2 separate regions of the Homo sapiens genome follow, and region 1 is linked to region 2. Evidence: chromatin loops called from intact Hi-C (ENCODE). Cell type or tissue: CD4-positive, alpha-beta T cell. All regions are shown on one strand. Links, peaks and the distances in the headings refer to the core of each region. The heading gives the core; the rest is flanking DNA. Region 1 holds the start of LOC105370689 (a long non-coding RNA gene). Region 2 holds the start of ATP5MJ (ATP synthase membrane subunit j).

What was found. Hi-C counts contacts between places; a loop is a spot of excess contacts. Peaks named below come from ENCODE experiments on the same cell type or tissue, not always from the same donor. Only the 100,000 strongest peaks of a DNase experiment are listed, where the experiment ranks them.
Region 1: it touches region 2 in a loop (5-fold over the local background); 9 of 110 quality-filtered maps call a loop at or near these places.

What each region holds. Positions count from the first base shown.
Region 1 is chr14:103,868,645-103,875,976 of GRCh38, reverse strand. It overlaps LOC105370689 (a long non-coding RNA gene), which reads right to left and starts at 3,890. Exons shown (of 3, transcript NR_188198.1): 1 at 2,516-3,890. RefSeq lists an enhancer at 3,326-3,505 and silencers at 3,746-3,805, 3,816-4,185. In CD4-positive, alpha-beta T cell, for the core only: no CTCF peak of the experiment used is centred there; DNase peaks (open chromatin) are centred at 3,256 and 3,916; H3K4me3 peaks cover 1,405 bases; H3K27ac peaks cover 396 bases.
Region 2 is chr14:103,920,464-103,925,323 of GRCh38, reverse strand. ATP5MJ (ATP synthase membrane subunit j) reads left to right here and starts at 3,795. Exons shown (of 4, transcript NM_004894.3): 1 at 3,795-3,854. RefSeq lists silencers at 3,602-3,771, 3,658-3,830 and an enhancer at 3,465-4,140. In CD4-positive, alpha-beta T cell, for the core only: CTCF peaks have their summits at 3,499 and 3,700; a DNase peak (open chromatin) is centred at 3,733; H3K4me3 peaks cover 1,525 bases; H3K27ac peaks cover 593 bases.

The sequences.
Region 1 (7,332 bases), core at 2,897-5,396, 50 kb after region 2:
CCATCCACCCATCCATCCAACCACCCATCCACCCACCCACCCATCCACCCATCCACCCATCCATCTACCCATCCATCCACCCATCCACCCATCCACCCATCCACCTATTTATCCACCTACCCACCCATCTTTTTTTTTTTGTTTGAGACGTCTCACTCTGTTGCCCAGGCTAGAGTGCAGTGGCATGATCTCGGCTCACTGCAGCCTTCGCCTCCCGGGTTCAAGCAATTCTCCTGCCTCAGCCTCCTAAGTAGCTGGGATTACGGGCACATGCCACCATGCCTGGCTAATTTTTTGTATTTTTTTTTTCTAGTACAGATAGGTTTCACCATATTGGCCAGGCTGGTCTCAAACTCCTGACCTCAGGTGATCTGCCCGCCTTGGCCTCCCAAAGTGCTGGGATTACAGATGTGAGCTACCATACCTGGCCATCCACCCACCCATCTATCTGTCTACCCACCCACCTATTCATCCATCCATCCATCCATCCACCCACCCCACCCCCACCCACCTGTCCATCCATCCATCCATCTATCTACTCACCCACTCATCGACCCATCCATCCATTCACTCACCCACCCATGCACCTGTCCATCAATCCATCCATCCATCCACCCATCCACTTGTCCATCAATCCATCTATGTATCCACATATCCACCAACCAACCCACCCATCTATCCATCCATCCATCCATCCAACCATCCAACCATCCACGCACCCATCCATCCATCCATCCACCCACCCACCTTTCCATTTATCCATCCATCTGCCCATCTATTCATCCACCTGTCCATCCATGCATCCACCCACCTGTCCGTACACACACACATCTGCCCACTCATCCGCCGGCTCATCCATTCATCTACCTACCCACCTACCCACCCTTCCATCTGCCACTTCCTGTTTCCTTCTCAGAGCCAGCACCATGAGCTCTGTCCTTACAGAACATCGAATGCAAGGGCCAGACTGACCTGTAAGCCAGCAATGACCACATGGGATGAGCAGTGTTGGGTCAGCCCCAGATGCAAGAGCATCAAAAAATACTTCCTGTTTGGGGGAGACAGTGAGGAAGACACTTGAATAACCAGTCTCAGGTTAGGGCAGCAGAGAGTGGGAGAAGCAGGGGGTTGTCCACATGGCCAAGTCTGACCAACTCAGGGGTCAGGTCAGAGAAGAACAACGATGTCACCAGTAGTAGTGATTCTACAGCAGTCTCCAGCCTCCTTCTGCAGACACCCTCCCCAACCTCAGGAAAGGCTCTGCAGCAACAAACTCAGCTTTGGAGCCCCTCCTGCTTGTGTCCTGGCCTGCTTCTCCCACTGAGTGTTCAACCTTGGGCAATGAATTCCCTTCCTGAGCCTCCAATCGCTACCTGTATAAATGAGAAACAAGGCTGAGTCTGGTGGCTCATGCCTGTAATCCCAGCGCTTTGAGAGGCTGAGGTGGGTGGATGGCTTGAGCTCAGGAGTTTGAGACCATCCTGGGCAACATGGCAAAAACCTGTCTCTACTAAAAATACAAAAAATTAGCCAGGCATGGTGGTACGTGCCTGTGGTCCCAGCTACTCGGAAGGCTGAGGTGGGAGGATCGCTTGAGCTAGGGAGGCAGAGGTTGCAGTGAACCAAGATCGCGCCACTGCACTCGAAAAAAAAGAAAAGGCTGGGCGTGGTGGCTCATGCCTGTAATCCCAGCACTTTGGGAGGCCGAGGCGGGTGGATCACGAGGTCAGGAAATCGAGACCATCCTGGCTAACACGGTGAAACCCCATCTCTACTAAAAATACAAAACATTAGCCGGGTGCGGTGGCAGGCGCCTGTAGTCCCAGCTACTCGGGAGGCTGAGGCAGAAGAATGGCGTGAACCCAGGAGGCAGAGTTTGCAGTGAGCCGGGATCGCGCCACTGCACTCCAGCCTGGGCGATAGAGCAAGACTCTGTCTCAAAAAAAAAAAAAAAAAAAAAAAAAAAAAGAAAAAAGAAAAGCATTGTGAAATGTTCTTGGGGGTTTGTGTGACAAGGGTTTATTGAGTACCTGGTATATGTCAGACACAGTTCTAGGCCCTGGGATACAGCTGTGAGCCGAAGTCTCGCCCTCGAGGCCCTGTGAATTAGAGTGAGCGCCAAAAGCATGCAGCACAGCAGGGCTGAAAAACCAGCAGCCTCAAGAAGTGTTGCCTTTTTTTTTTTTTTGAGACAGGGCCTCACTGTCACACAGGCTGGAGTGCAGTGGCAAGAACATGGTTCACTGCAGCCTCTACCTCCCCAGGCTCAAGTGAACCTCCCACTTCATCCTCTTGAGTACTTGGGACTACAGGTGTGTGCCAAGCCTGGCTAATTTTTGTATGTTTTGTAGAAATGAGGGCTGGGCATGGTGGCTCACACCTGTAATTCCAGCACTTTGGGAGGCCGAGGTGGGCAGATCACTTGAGGTCAGGAGTCCAAGACCAGCGTGGCAGACGTGGTGAAACCCTGTCTCTACTAAAAATACAAAAATTAGCCAGGCATGATGGTACGTACCTGTAATCCCAGCTACTCCGGAGGCTGACCCAGGAGAATCACTTGACCCTGGGAGGTGGAGGTTGCAGTGAGCCGAGATCATGCCACCACACTCCAGCCTGGGTGACAGAGCGAAACTCCATCTCAAAAAAAAAAAAAAGTCCGGGCGCAGTGGCTCAGGCCTGTAATCCCAGCACTTTGGGAGGCCAAGGCAGGTGGATCATTTGAAGTCAGGAGTTCAACACCAACCTGGCCAACATGGTGAAACCCCGTCTCTACTAACAATACAAAAATTAGTCAGGCGTGGTGGTGCACACCTGTAATCCCAGCTACTCGGGAGGCTGAGTCAGGAGAATCACTTGAGCCTGGGAAGTGGAGGTTGCGGTGAGCCGAGATTGTGCCACTGCACTCCAGTCTTGGCTACAGAGTGAGACCCTGTCTCAAAAAAAAAGAAATGAGGTTTCACCAAGTTGCCCAGGCTGATCTCGAACTCCTGGGCCCAAGCAATCTGACAGCTTCAGCCTCCCAAAGTGCTGGGATTACAGGCATGAGTCACTCCATGTAGCCAAATGTCACTTTCTTAACAACAATGCAGATGCAGGACCCCCCACTGCACACAGGGCCCTGGGCCTGCCTCTGGAGGGGATGCCATGAGCCCCTCCAGCCCCTTCTTCAGCTGTTGAGGAATGTGCGCCCACAGATTCTGTTGGTGGAGACTTTCTGCTGAGCCGGCTGTGGTTCTGGAAACCCCCTTTCCCCCTTAAAAAAACCTTCAAGGCCTCCTAGCTATGGCCTGCGGAGGGGGTAATAAACATGAAGGAGATGTGGCTCTTCCTTCCCACAGGCCTCAACCTGCTCATTCTGTTCAGCCTCCTCCAGCTCAGGGAGCAGGACCGCGGGCCACAGGTCGCATGGCTGCGGGAAGAGTCCATCCTGCAATTGATAGGAAAAGATCCTGCGGCCGAGTTTGGCCAAGCTGTTGATGGCCACTATGGAAGTGACCTCCGGAGACGGCACATCTGACTGGCCCCGGATGCTCACTCACAGCCACGGCACTGCCCAGACACGGGGCCTTCTTCCATAAGACCCGGAGGCCTGGCCTGGAGGGCCTGGATAAGCACGCGGCAGGCTGGGCGTGTGGTGGGCACCCACCCAGGGAGGGGCGGGGGAAGCTGGATGTCGCCGCAGGAAAGGCCCAGGCTCGCCTTCTTGTCAATTTGCCATTGTCACCAAGTCCAGGACACAGCATCAGAGAAGAAGGTGGCTGCGGCAGGCAAGGCCCGGGCTGGGTGGGGGAGGGGCGCCGGGGGAAAAGAGCACCGACCCGGTCTGGGAGAACAGAAGCCCCCCAGCAGGAAGGAAACGTGGCGGGCAGGAGGGGCCCTCTGGACTCAGGAAAGGGAAGAGGCGGTGCCGGCCACGCCCAGGCCACGCCCCCATACCACGCCCCCCGTGGGTGGCGGGGCACCTGGGCGCTCCAGAGCCCAGGGCGCACCCTCAGCCAAAACCCTTGTCAAGCGTCCTGAAGCCGGCTGGCCGCCCGCCTGTCCCTGCCGCGTCCTCCTCCACCGGGAGGGCAGGAAGGCGCGCCCGGCTGCCTCTGCTTGGCTTCTCCAACGTCCCCCCAGCCGGTGCGCGCTCACCCCTACACTGGGCCTTCGCAGGTTCAGGGCGCTGGGGGTGACCACCACCCCGACGTGGCTCTCCCTGCCTGGGACCGTCACAGGCCCCCGGGAAGGGTCTGCCGGGTTGGACCGTATCTGAGCCTGGGCCAGGGTCAGTAGAAGGTGTTCTACTACCTAGACAGTAGAAGGTATTCAGGAATGGAGAGAGCCAAGGCCTGCCCACTTGCTCGCCCCAGGGAGCACCTTCTCCCCAGGAAGAGGCTCTGCCTGAGTGGCTGCTCGGGGCCTCTTATCTGAACCCTCCTGGGAACAGGAAGCCCTGAACCCTGGACCTAGGGATGGCTACAAACATAGGACAAGAACACCAGCCACAAGCCACCACAGTGGCTGCCACCATCGACCTGCACCTTCCTGGGGACTGTCACTTTTTTTTTTTTTTTAACAGGGACTGATCTCTGCTTACTGCAGCCTCCACCTCCCAGGCTCAAGAGACCCTCCTACCTCAGCCTCCCCAGTATCTGGGACTACAGGCGCAAGCCACCATGCCTGGCTTTTTTTTTTTTTCAATTTTTTGTAGAGATGGGGTCTCAATATGTTTTGCCCAGGCTGGTTTTGAACTCCTGAGCTCAAGCGATCCTCCTTCCTGGGGCTCCCAAAGTGCTGGGATTATAGGCTTGAGCCACAGCGCCCAGCGCATTAGGGAAGCAGGAGCCCAGGACAGCCAGAGCAATGCCATTGTAAGTTCATCTCCATCCTGAGACTAACAAGGCACATTCCTTGCCAGCCACAACTTGTGGTCACAAGAAGCTTACAATTAAGGGAACAGCCTAAAGATACCTGCAAGGATGCACTCCTACAAGAGAAAGTCCAGATGTCCCCATACTCGTAACAACATATGCTTTCGAAATAATTACAGCTATCATTAGATGTACTTACACTAAAGTGTCAAGGATAGTTTTCTTTTTGTTTTGGTTTTTGGGTTTTTGGGGGGTTTTTAGGTTTTGTTTAGACAGGGTTTCGCTCTGTTGCCCAGGCTAGAGCACAGTGGCACTATCATAGCTCACTGCAGCCTCAGCCTCCTGGCCTCAAGCGATCCTCCCACCTTGGCCTCCCAAAGTATTGGGATTAGCCACCTCGCCTGGCTTGTTACTCCGTTATACTCCGCTAACAAGTGATTCCACCTGACCAGCCAGCATCCAGGGGGATTGTGCCCAGGGAGGATGGTACCAGGGCCCCTCACAGTGGTCAGAGCCAGGAATGGGCCTGGGATGGCCATGCTCCAAGGTCCAGCTGACAGCCCCAGACAGCAGGGAGGGCAGGCCTCAGGGCAGAAGGTGACCAGTGGCTGGGACCCAGACCAAGGCTGCAGCCCTGAGGTGCCACACAGGGTCAGGCAGACAGGGACCAACAAGAATGGTACAAAAGGGAAGGGACCCGGCCAGTTGGATGGGCTGTAAGAGGGTTCTGCGCAGAGCCACCTAGCAGGAACCAACCTGGTCAAGCCCTCTGGCCTCAAATCTGGCTTGGCTCCTGCGACTGAGCTGGAGCCCAGCAGGGGAATGGGGAGAGTAGGACCAGTCATGTGGCTCTAGGGATCCTGTGGCAGGGAGCCAGGCCAGGCCTGAGACTCCCTCTGCAGGGGTCAGAGGCCCAGTTCTGGGCCCCCACGTACCAGCCTGTGGCCAACCTCTAGGCTTTTCTGACCAAGGCCAGACTTTTCCTGTAAGGTCCCCTGAGACCAGGCCTGGAGGGAGTTGGACGGTGGAGCCTCAAGAGCCCACATCTTGACAGGGCCCCGCACTACCACCTCCTGTCTATGGAACACCCCATCCCTCCTCTCTTCAGGGCAGTTCAGACATTGAAGGAAGAGACAAAGAGCCTTGAATGTCACGAAAAGGAGGTTGGACTTTATCCTGCAGGCAATCAGAAGCCAGAAAGGTTTCAGGATGGATGGGCTGATCAGATTTGAGTTTCAACAGGCCACTGTGTGAGTATGCGGAAAGGGTGTGGCTGGGGACAGGAACCCCAGTGAATGGCACTGCTGTCCATGAAGAGGGGCAGCAGGGGCCTGGGCTGTGCAGGGACCAGGGGGTACAGCAAAGGGGCTGGTATCCAGAGAAAGCCCAGGGATGCCCCGGGACAGTCGTAGCACCGTGAGTCTTTGGGCCCTGTCCCTTTCCTTGAAGACCCAGCAGAGCGAGTGCTGCTTGATTTCCCAGAAGCCCTTTGTGGAGAGTAACTCGCCCCATCCCCCACCCCTGCCACACAGGCTGCTACAGACACCCAGACACCGGAGCTCCAGCCGGGGCAGGCTGCAGGATGCCCAGCCGTGTCCCCAGGATGCCCTGCACGCTGTCCTGAAAACTAACCTGTAACTGCAGCTCTTGGAGCCTTCCGGAACCCAGATCCCCACCTGAGATCAAACCAAAGACCTGGTTTAAGGTCCCTGGTTTGGCTTGTTGCCACCCAACGCTGCCCCAGTTTGCCGTCTTTTTTTTTTTTTTGAGACGGAGTCTCGCTCTGTCGCCCAGGCTGGAGTGCAGTGGCGCGATCTCGGCTCACTGCAAGCTCCGCCTCCCGGGTTCACGCCATTCTCCTGCCTCAGCCTCCCGAGTAGCTGGGACTACAGGCGCCCGCCATCACACGTGGCTAATTTTTTTGTATTTTTAGTAGAGACGGGCTTTCGCCGTGTTAGCCAGGATGGTCTCGATCTCCTGACCGCGTGATCCACCCGCCTCGGCCCCCCAGAGTGCTGGGATTACAGGCGTGAGCCACCGCGCCCGGCCGACTTCGCTATGTCTTTAGGCCAGCCCTGACCGCCCTGAGCCCCAGCTTGCCCAGGCCCTTGCAGAGTGATGGGGTCACAGAGAGGTACAGACACACAGTAGAACAACAGACATGTACATGGGGGGTGGCACATGTGACCATGGGAACAGAGAAGAGGGAGAGGGAGGAGGTCAGGGTGAGGACATCAGAGTTGGTGCCTGAAGGTGGGATGAGGCAGAGCCAGGGGTTGCCGTCACCGCCCTCTCCCCCAGGCACCAGCACCCAGCACTGGCTCTTGCTCATGGGCAGGAATGAGGAACGGATGTCATTAGTAGCAGCTCCCAGTAACTACCAATAGGTGTGAAGCCCGGTACAGTTAAAGAGGCCTGACATGCTGCAACCTGCACTTTGGCAGCACGTACCTGGGCTTTGAAGTAAGTTTCATTA
Region 2 (4,860 bases), core at 2,300-4,799:
GGTAATCCCAGCACTTTGGGGGGCTAAGGCGGGCGGATCACGAGGTCAGGAGATCGACACCATCCTGGCTAACTCGGTGAAAAACCATCTCTACTAAAAATACAAAAAATTAGCCTGGCGTGGTGGCGGGCGCCTGTAGTCCCAGCTACTTGGGAGGCTGAGGCAGGAGAATGGCGTGAACCCGGGAGGCAGAGCTTGCAGTGAGCCAAGATCACGCCACTGTGCTCCAGCCTGGGCGACAGAGCAAGACTCTATCTCAAAAAAAAAAAAAAAAAAAAAAGAAACATTTGGTTGTTTTTTTTTTTTAAGATGTGCGTTTCTTAGGGTGTTTTGGATTTGAAACTAAAGACATTAAAACTCTCTTGGTCTGAGCACAGTGGCTCACGCCTGTAATTCTGACACTTTGAGAGGTCAAGGTGGGAGGATCACTTGAGGCCAGCAGTTCAAGACCAGCCTGGGCAACATAGCAAAGTCTATTGATCTCAAGTCTAGTTGGAAGTTCAGAAGCTCTGTCTTGAAGCAGCTCTCCATGATGTTCTTCCTTAAGTTTTTCCTAAATGCTTGTTCTCGTCCTCAGCAGTGTTATAAGTCATTATAAATCTAAAACTCTAAAACATTTTTACTATAGGACAGTGGTTCTCAAACCTGGTTCTGTCTCAGAACCCCTTTACACTCTTAAAAGTTGCTGAGGACCCTAAAGAGATTTTGTTTATGTGGGTTATGTCTATCAGGGATTACAACTGAGAAATGTTTTTACTTATTTATTTTAAAATGATAAACCCGTTTGATGTTAAACAGTGTATTTTTCTAAAACGTCACTATGTTTTCCAAAAAACATTGTGTGTGTGTGTGTGTGTGTGTGTGTGTGTGAGAGGAATAACACTTTTACATTTTCAAAGATCGCACCACTGCACTCCAGCCTGGGCGACACAGCAAGACTCCATCTCAAAAAAGAAAAAAAATGATTTTAACTGGATCTTGAGCCTTTTATTATTTTATCTTGACACATCTGAGCTCGTTTTCCTTGTGCCTGAATAATGAACATTTATTTTACTGTGGATCTGCTTGTGATTATTTCAGTCCTAGCTGCACCATTTTATAAACCCCCCACCATTTCACAGACCCTGGTCGGAGTGAAACATTCCATGGGGGCTCTGACCATAAGAAACATCCTGCCCAACTGCCTGACTGCGGGAACATCCTTATCACATCCTGCCAGGCAGCAAGCCATACTGCCCAGACCCATCCAGCCCAGACCTATAATTACCCCAGCCTGGAAGCGGCAGTGAGCTCGGGCACTAAACTGGTTATCCGCTCCACGGGTTTTTGCTGGCAATAAACCTGTGTTGCTGTTGAAGCCACCATCTCTCTCCCCTCTCCCCTCCCCCCCTCCCTCTGTGTGTGTGTGTCTGTCTTGTCTGTCTTTAACCCTTGCCTTCCCTTCAAAACCTAATAATTTCCTCTTTTTTTTTTTCCTTTAAAGATGGGATCTTAATACATTGGCCAGGCTGGTCTCAAAATTCTGGGCTCAAGCAGTCCTCCCAAAGTGCTGGGATTACAAGCATGAGCCACCATGCCTAGCACGATTTCCTCTTAGTTTGTCCTTAACTGTCTTTATTTTACCTTCTTTTCTGAATGCCAATTTCCCTGTGTATAGAATTCCCTGTGTATAGAATTCTTGATTGGTGGTTACTTTCTTTGAGATTTTATCTTTATCTTTTCTATGGCTTTATTGTGAGATTTCAAGGTATTGATTTATTTTTATTTATCTGCCTGCTTGGTTTCTGTAAGGCTTTTTGTTTGTTTTTTGTTTTTTGTTTTTGTTTTTGAGACGGAGTCTTGCTCTGTTTCCCTGGCTGGAGTGCAGTGGCGCCATCTCTGCTCACTGCAAGCTCCGCCTCCCGGGCTCACGCCATTCTCTCACTCAGCCTCCGGAGTAGCTGGGACTACAGGCACCCACCACCACACCCAGCTAATTTTTTTGTATTTTTGGTAGAGACGGGGTTTCACCGTGTTAGCCAGGATGGTGTGGTGATCCGCCCGCCTTGGCCTCCTAAAGTGCTGGGATTACAGGCGTAAGCCACCGCGCCTGGCCTCTGTAAGGCTTTTTGAATCTTTGGCATGATTTTTTTCTCATCACTTTTGGAAAATTCTCAGCCATTAGCTCTTCAGATATTTCTGCCTCACCTCTTTAATTTCCTTCTAAGATACCAATTACCCATATGATTGGTATCTTTCCTGCTGTATCCCTCTTATTTTCTGAATGGCTTCTTCGATCTTGCAGTTTATTCTTTAACTGTCTAATCTGCCAAATCCATCCAATTTTTTGTTTTGTTTGTTTGAGACAGAGTCTCGCTCTGTCGCCCAAGCTGGAATACAGTGGCGCCATCTCAGCTCACTGCAGCCTCCACCTCCAGGGTTCAAGCGATTCTCCTGCCTCAGCCTCCCAAGTACCTGGAATTACAGGTGCGCACCACCACCACACCCAGCTAATTTTTGTATTTTTAGTAGAGAAGGGGTTTCACCATGTTAGCCAGGCTGGTCTCAAACTCCTGAACTCAAGCAGTTTGCCTGCTTTGGCCTCCCAAAGTGCTAAGATTACAGATTACAGGCCTCCCAAAGTGCTGAGCCACTGCGCCCAGCCTCCATCCAATTTTTATTTGGCTTTTTTTTTTTTTTTTTTTTTTTTGAGATGGCGTTTCACTCTTGTCGCCCAGGCTGGAGTGCAAAGATCTCGGCTCACTGCAACCCCTGCCCTCCGGGTTCAAGTGATTCTCCTGCCCCAGCTTCCTGAGCAGTTGGGATTACAGGCGCCCACCACCAAGCCCGGCTAATTTTTGTATTTTTAGTAGAGATGGGGTTTCGCCATGTCGGCCAGGCTGGTCTTGAACTCCTGACCTCAGGTGATCCGCTCGCTAAATTTTTTTCTTTTATGATTTCTAGTTCTCTACTGGAAAATATTTCTGAAAAAAAAAATATATATATATATATATATTTTTAAGACTATTAAGCCCAGTGTCTGGAGCCCCTGTGGAAGTTTTATATTATCTGCTGAGAAGAATATGCACAGAATACAGACATAAAAATATGCAGAGCAGGCCGGGCGCGGTGGCTCAAGCCTGTAATCCCAGCACTTTGGGAGGCTGAGGCAGGTGGATCACCTGAGGTCAGGAGTTCAAGACCAGCCTGGCCAACATGGTGAAACCCCGTCTTTGCTAAAAATACAAAAACTAGCTGGGCTTGGTGACCAGCGCCTGTAATCCCAGCTATTCAGGAAGCTGAGGCACGAGAACCGCTTGAACCCGGGAGGCGGAGGTTGCAGTGAGCCGAGATCGCGCCACTGCACTGCAGCGTGGGCGACAGAGTGAGACTCCGTCTCCAAATATATATATTTTATACATGCAGAGCTAAATAATTAACAATAGAAAGGGACAAGACACACCACTGAAATGGGAGACTTGACTTAGTCTTTAACGTCACAGTAAAGAGGGTCCCTTTTCTTAGGTTAACCAACCCTCCCGGTATGTCTAGAACTTTCCTAGTTTCAGCGTTGAAGGTCCCGCGTCCCAGGAAACCCATCAGTCGTGGGAAGATGTGGAGGATTAGCCAGCCCACAGTGACACACGCGGGCACACCCCTAACGCACCCTCTCCCCGCCCCTTCTTGCCTGCGACACCAGGCGGCCGCCGGGGGCGCTGTGGTGCGGAGGCGCCGCTGGGGAGGCACTCTGGCCTTGCGGCGTCTCTGCTGCTTCCGCCTTCCCGGCATCCCCTGCGCGCGCCTGCGCGCTCGGTGACCTTTCCGAGTTGGCTGCAGATTTGTGGTGCGTTCTGAGCCGTCTGTCCTGCGCCAAGGTGAGTACGGGGACCTGGACCTGGCTCCCGAGGTGCGAGACGGCGGGGGCGGGAGGGCGAGAAGCCGCCTTGGCCCCAGCTGATCTTGGGGTTCCACCCCTCCGCCGGCACGCGCCTGCTTTTCTGCCCGGCTTTCCCTTCTCTGAAGGGAGGTAGGCCAGGGTCGGTTGCCAGAGGGAAGCATCGCCTAGGCCTGCGCCGCGTTTCCCTCCTTGGCCTTAACGCGCTCAGTGCACCTGAATTCTCCCACGGTTTTGACAGGGAGCGTACCTTGGCCTTGAGAGGTTCAGCTGCCTAACCCAGAGGCTACGCAGAGTTAGAGAAGCCAGAGTCCAAGCCAAGAACTCTGACTCCACATCCAGTCCCTTCTCTCCTTTATAACTCAAGTTTCCTTGCGCCACACTGCCCTCCACGTTATGCTGTACATGACAACTTGGGTGAGGCAACAGGGAAGCTGAAAAGAGATCATACGGTGCTGAATGAAATTGTATGGAACTCGCGGGTCAGACATTTCCCATTTCCAGTGTCAGGTAATAGTTCGCCCTTAATGTAATGTGCCAAAACTTTGCAGACTTAAGTGGATACAGTAGACACACGTTTGGCCTATGAATAAGATGGATTTTTAAAAGGTCTGGTGCTGTAAAACTGACACACACAGCTAGGAAATGTGCCTGGGCAGAATGGACTCAAGAAAGGGGCCGGCCGGGCGCGGTGGTTCACGCCTGTAATCCCAGCCCTTTGGGAGGCTGAGGCGGGCGGATCACGAGGTCAAGAGATCGAGACCATCCTTACCAACATGGTGAAACGCCGTCTCTACTAAAAATACAAAAATTAGCTGGGTGTGGTGGCAGGCACCTGTAGTCCCAGCTACTCGGGAGGCTGAGGCAGGAGAATCGCTTGCACTCGGTAGGCGGAGGTTGCAGTGAGCCGAGATCGCGCCATTGCATTCCAGCCTGATGACCGAGTGAAACTCCGTCTTAAAAAAAAAAAAAAAAAAAAAAGTAGG